Linked DNA regions of Homo sapiens: region 1 is linked to region 2. The links are chromatin loops, found by intact Hi-C in ENCODE. Cell type or tissue: endothelial cell of umbilical vein. All regions are shown on one strand. Links, peaks and the distances in the headings refer to the core of each region. The heading gives the core; the rest is flanking DNA.

Region 1 (2,909 bases), core at 174-2,673, 60 kb after region 2:
CTCGGAGCTCCCAACCCTCTTGCACGCACAGCCCTTGCTGCCGCTGTTCCTGACCTGTTACCAGGCCCTGATCCCATCTTCCAGATAGGAGCAGACCAACTTCTGCCAGGCCTCCTGGCCACTGCCAAATCCCTTCTCGAGTAGCAAATCTGAAGTGACTTACACATCCTGAAGTATGTTACAAATGTTTATTATTATTCCAGCGAGAAACAGATATCATTTTCACCACTACACGCAGTAGTGTTGTAAGAGGCAATATAGAGCTCACTCTCCTTTTTTGAGCGTTACACAAATACAGCGGCAAACACTCATCAAGTGTGGGATGCGGTGGGGGTGGTGAAAGGAAGTAACAACTTCCCAAGAGGAAAATAAAAAATTCTAAACCCTTTATTAGAAAACTATTGGAATCTTGGTCAACTCTATTCCATCCCCTTTACTTCAAATGTAGCTGAGTGTGTTGAAGTTACCTGTCCAAGTGATGAACCAATGGGAAGAAAGATCAAGACACCCTCGCCACCACCGGTCCCCCTGACTCTTCCTCCTCCCCTGGACACAAATTCCAATTTCAATCCTAAATTTGATGTGCTTTAAGGAATTTCTAAAGCACTTTCAGACGGAGTATCTCATTCTGCATTATGAAGCAACCATTGTAATTGGCCCTGTTATTTGGACTCAGAGAGTTTCTGTGGCTCGCCAAAGGTGACGCAGCCTGTAGCAGGGGAGGCAGGATGTGTAATTTTGCAGGCTGGTGCTCCAAATTCTCACTCCCTTCTTGCCACCATGTGGCCTTCCCCATTCAAGGAAGATGTGTAGCTGTGCATCCAACAGCCGTTTAAAACCATAAGCATCACAGTCCAGGAATATTCAGTGGCAGGCTCCAGCTCATAGAGCCTGTTCACAGCAACACTGAATTTGGACGCAGGGCGCCAGGGCTGGGGGTGTGGGGTGGTGGTGTCCACTGTGTTTCATTTCATTTTACTGGCCCTTTCCAGGACAATTAGGTCACTGGCAATCCTTCCCACCCCCTGCCTTTTTTTTTTTTTTTTTTTAACCCTGACATTAATAGATTCTCCTAATCTTTCTGTTTTGTTTTGAAACCCACAATGTCAGAGAGGTAAAAAAAAAAAAAAAAGCCAGTCTTGGCCACCTTTCCCTAGAGATTAAATGGCATATCCTGCTTAGTGGAAAGGCAATGAAATTCTACCCTTCACCCCACTTCTTCCAACTTTCTTCCTTCTTTTTACCTAACGAAGCCGGCTCCATCCTCCCTTCCTCCTTCAGCATGCCAAGCCAGCCTGACTTGGCCTTTCCTGCCTACAAATCTAGGCAAAAATAAGACAAAGCAACCCTCTAAAAATCATCCATCGAGATTACATTACTTTCAAGTTGTTATTTATGAGGTTGGTTGCTGCCACTAGAATAAAATTCTCTGCTCAGTGTCTCGGTGTGTCCTGCTGTTAGCCAAGCTGTCTTTACTGCTTGTTTTGTCTCTATTTGTCTTTTGTATCAGCATGGCCTTTTGCATGAGAGCTTTACCACGCCAGGGCTGGTAACTGCTTTGAACTTACTTGGTAACACACCAAGCTCTTAACAAATATTTAATGAGAAAAGAGACAAAGCCATAGCTCTGCTAGAGGAAAGCGAACACAGAGATGGAAGGGCTCCGTGTCTCAAGGAAACATTTTTTTCTGCCGTTTCCTTAGAAAATCAGCTGCAAATCATGAATGCTGATGACTGTCTAAGCTCAGAGTGACTCATACACCAGAAGACACAATTAAAGCCATGAACAGTTTCTATCTTAACTCAGAGGGAAGCAGAGGAGAGTTACAGCATAGACGCTGCAGAGTCATCTGCTAGTTAAGCTGCTGAATTCCCCACAAACTGTCTCCTCCTCTGGCTGATCAGTGGCCCAGCAAGGCTTCCTAAACACTCTTTTTACATGGCCTTGGTTACTGTGAAATAATTGACAGAGGAAGTCTGTCAATTATTTAGAGCAAGGAAAAGGAACCAGGAAAAGCGAACAGCCCTGCTAACACCTATGGGGATACCAGAAACGGAGAATCCTGGCGAGGATTCTCTCAAACCTGGGGATAGTTTGCACTGGCTTATCACCATGAGGTGCCCACGAGCCACCCAGGATCATCACCCTCCCTTTCTACTGTATTCTCTTTTTCCAGTAGCCAGGACTCCTCCTCTAGAGGGAGGAATCTTCCCTTCCCGCTTCGGATTGTTTAAAAATGCTTCCACTATCGCTTGGCCCAAAGCCCTAGGAAGCCTTCCTCCGGGGACATAGGCAAAGGTCATTGCTGGGGTGCATCTGGATGGAGGTGCTTCCTCTGGGGAAGAAGGCACAGAGCATCACTGGGTATACCTGGATGGAGGTGCTTCTAGGTCCTTCAGTGACATTAGACTACCTACCCTTCATTGCACCCGGCATTGAGATGCCAGTTGTCTTAGATGGTTAATTCTTGAGTTTCATTTGGAGTTTGTTCTAAATAATTTAATTAATTTGTGATGGATAAAAATCTGCCTTGCTTTCTGAATTTGTTGCCCATCTTAATTTCCACCAGAAACAAATACACTAATGCATCCTGAGAAAAATATCTCCACAATCCTGCCATAAACTTAGCAAGTCTTTACCATCAATCAAAAAAAAATATAGTACTCTTGTGGACTCTGATTCCAAATCCTGTTTCTTATTTCTTAACTCCAAATGAGAAATCCAATTCGTAACCATCCACTTGAAATTTGGGTAGGGGTTATGACAGTAGAAACATACAGGATTTCACACTGCAAACTAACAGATTTTGGAATCTCCATAGGTGTATGCAAGTCACATAAATGCAGGTTTCAATGAAAAAGCGTAATCAGTATTGCTTTGTTAAATTTAAATTCTGCTTAAATAGAGA
Region 2 (2,909 bases), core at 198-2,697:
TCGTTAGTGAAGCATGCATGCAGCAGAGGACTCACTCCCTCCCCACCCCATCCCTACCCTACAGGCAGGTGGATTTGGCCTTGACTCCAGTAAGCCTAGTGTTGTAGCTCAAGCGGCTGTCCTTGGAAACTTTTCTCCTCCAGGCTGGAAGCTGGAGGCTTGATGTGGAGCACCAGAGCCCTCTAGAAGGCATCACAGTCCAGTTTTTACGCAGTGAGCACTGCGGGACTTTGGACAAATTAACCTCCTAACACGACAGTGCCTTCATCTTTGGAATGGGGTTGCCCCAAAGGGTTCTGTGAACATAAAGCACCTAACACATAGTATGTGCTCAGCGTAGAGCACATTGTAAGTTCCCAGCAAACTGAAGCTATCAGTCTCCTTAAAAACGACGAAAACCACTCCCCTTCCTTCTCCAGAAATGAACAATAAAAAGTGTCTACCTATTTCTAGGAACTGAGAAAATATCAAGCTCCCATTCAGTTGTCCCACCAGGCCATAGCATTGCTGGAACCAGAAGCACAAGTCAAGGAATAGTGACGCATCCTGGGAGTTGGTTGTGGGGGCAGGAAGGCGGTGGTGGGGTGGGGGGCTAGGGTAACAACATGCAGCCTGGCAGGGCAGCCTGACAAAGGGACAGAGGGACAATTTGTTACCATGGGGCACGAAGATGCCTGTAGTGCTGGGCTGAGTTTTTCCAAGCCCGAGGATGGGAAGGATCAATCTACTCCATTACTGGCCAAAGGCCACAGATAAGCACCAAAGCACAACTCCACAGGGAGTCAGGGAGACAAAGCTGATGCTTCCAAGAGACTCACATTTCGTTTGTGTCACAGGCCAAATGCCTCTCTGTGGGACTCCTTCCTGCCTAAGGCCACTCTCACCGCCCCCTACCCCACTCACATGTTCCCCAGTACCCTCCACAGCCCTATCACAGCTGTGACCACAGCGTGAGGTTCTCTCCCCTACTATAGAGCACGGGCGCCACGAGACAGCAACTGTACTGTTTGGTTCACCCCGACCTTAGCCTCGACTCCAAGACTCAGCAAGAGCCTGGCACATGGATGCTTTCAACAAATGCCGCGTGATTACCTAATGCGTTCAAGCACTCTGCGAGATACAGGAGATGATTAAACATTAGATCAGATCCTGGCACCCCTCCAGCTTACTGTCCAGGGAAAAGACAGCTACACAACCACAAAACAACATGACAGGGAAAGGAGAAAGGCCTGCTAATAGGATGGCTGCTGAATATTGTCTTCATGGATTTGGGAGTCAGACACATCCAGGCTCCGATCCCGGTGGAGCCACTTACTAGTTGTGAGACTTCTGGCATGTTTCTCAATGTCCCCCTTCTCTGTAAAGTAGGGACAGGTAAATGCCGTTAGAGATGCTGTGGATATTAAATAAGAGCATGGACTCAAGGCACCTAGCATGACATGGGGCATAGCAGGCAATCAATAAATGGACAGCTTTTTAATTACTATTATATGCCTGATAATTTTATCACACACAAAGGCTCTGTGACCACTGAAGGGGAGAGGAAGGGTGGGGAGGAGACAGAGGCAGATGGAGAGAAACCCAGAGAGAGAACATCACAGAGACTTCTGGGTTACCAGAGTAAGGAGTTATGATTTATGATTTCATTCTAAAGGCAATATAAAAACCACTGGAGCATTTTTAAATAGACACACACCAACATCCAATTTGCATCTGAAAAAAAAATCACTCTGATTGAAACAAGAACAGACTGGAATAGGGAGGCCAGTTAGCGGGTGACTACATCAGCACAGCGAGAGGGGATGGTGCTGGGACCAGGTGGGGGAAGACCAAATTTCCCACTCACCTCAGCAGGCTGCTCACTAGACAACTAAACTCTGAACCTCACTGGATAAAAGAGCTTGATTTCCCTTTTTTGTTTTTTCCTTTCTTTTTTTTGAGATGGTGTGTCACTCTGTCATCCAGGCTGGAGTGCAGTGGCCCAATCATACATAGCTCACCGCAGCCTCAACCTCCTGGGTTCAAGCAATCCTTCCACCTTGGCCTCCCAAAGTGCTGGGATTATAGGCATGAGCCACCACGACTAGCCCATTTTCTTAATCAAATGATTTCACTTCTTTTTTAATTCACAGAAACACATTTATACAGTCACATTGTAAAATGATTCAAACAACCCAGAAGTATGTACAAGAAAATATAAAATTCCTCTAACTAGCTTCAGGATGTGTTACGCTGGCCTGGACTACATTTCCCAAACTTCCCTTTCTTGTATATTTCTGGTTAGAGGGCACCACAAGAGACACTCTTGGGAGGTTTGCAAGGTGGAAAGGAAATACCACCATTTTGTAGGTCACACATGTTTTTGCTGATCTGCTGATTCACGTCTTCAGCACAAAGCAGCGGCTAGGCCTGCTACTGCTCCTCCTTCCCCTGGATCCCCGCCAGCTTCTCTGAATCCCAGGCCAGGTGGTTGTATTTTGCTCTGTGACCAAGATCCCAGCTTCTGCAGGACATCCACACCATCAATGCCAGATGCAAAAGAACTGATGCAAGTTTTAGCCCATTCTCATGAGGCTCCCGCTTGTGCTTGGTGGTTCCAACATCTTGATCTCTCCCAGTTTATATCCATCGCCCCTTCCTGACCGCCTGCCCTGTGGACTGCAAGCTCCAGCATCACATGCAGATACAACTTCCCTACAGAGACTGCTAAACAAGCCCCCACAGCTGAATAAGGCCAATGAGATGATGTCTACATATCTCCCAGTGGTTTAGCTTCTTATTGAACCCTGACCGAGAGACACTTCCTCTTTACCGCCCCAACCTCCCTCCCTTCTCCAAGGTTAACCATTATGAACAGTTTGGAAAATAGTCTTATAGTTTTTTCCCCTAGGCATTTATACACATGCGCG

The links. A loop is a pair of places that touch in the nucleus more often than their neighbours do. Peaks named below come from ENCODE experiments on the same cell type or tissue, not always from the same donor. Only the 100,000 strongest peaks of a DNase experiment are listed, where the experiment ranks them.
Region 1: a loop joins it to region 2, with 3 times the contacts of the local background. A loop is called at or near these places in 3 of 110 quality-filtered maps.

The regions. Positions count from the first base shown.
Region 1 is chr6:161,227,546-161,230,454 of GRCh38, forward strand. The region is part of intron 2 of AGPAT4 (1-acylglycerol-3-phosphate O-acyltransferase 4); the gene reads right to left. Among named protein-coding and RNA genes, the nearest start is that of AGPAT4, 45 kb to the right of the region's middle. In endothelial cell of umbilical vein, for the core only: no CTCF peak of the experiment used is centred there; a DNase peak (open chromatin) is centred at 1,736; H3K27ac peaks cover 1,258 bases.
Region 2 is chr6:161,167,547-161,170,455 of GRCh38, forward strand. All of the region lies in intron 2 of AGPAT4 (1-acylglycerol-3-phosphate O-acyltransferase 4), which reads right to left. Among named protein-coding and RNA genes, the nearest start is that of AGPAT4-IT1, 7.0 kb to the left of the region's middle. RefSeq lists enhancers at 499-1,094, 2,271-2,565. In endothelial cell of umbilical vein, for the core only: no CTCF peak of the experiment used is centred there; DNase peaks (open chromatin) are centred at 1,145 and 2,275; H3K27ac peaks cover 977 bases.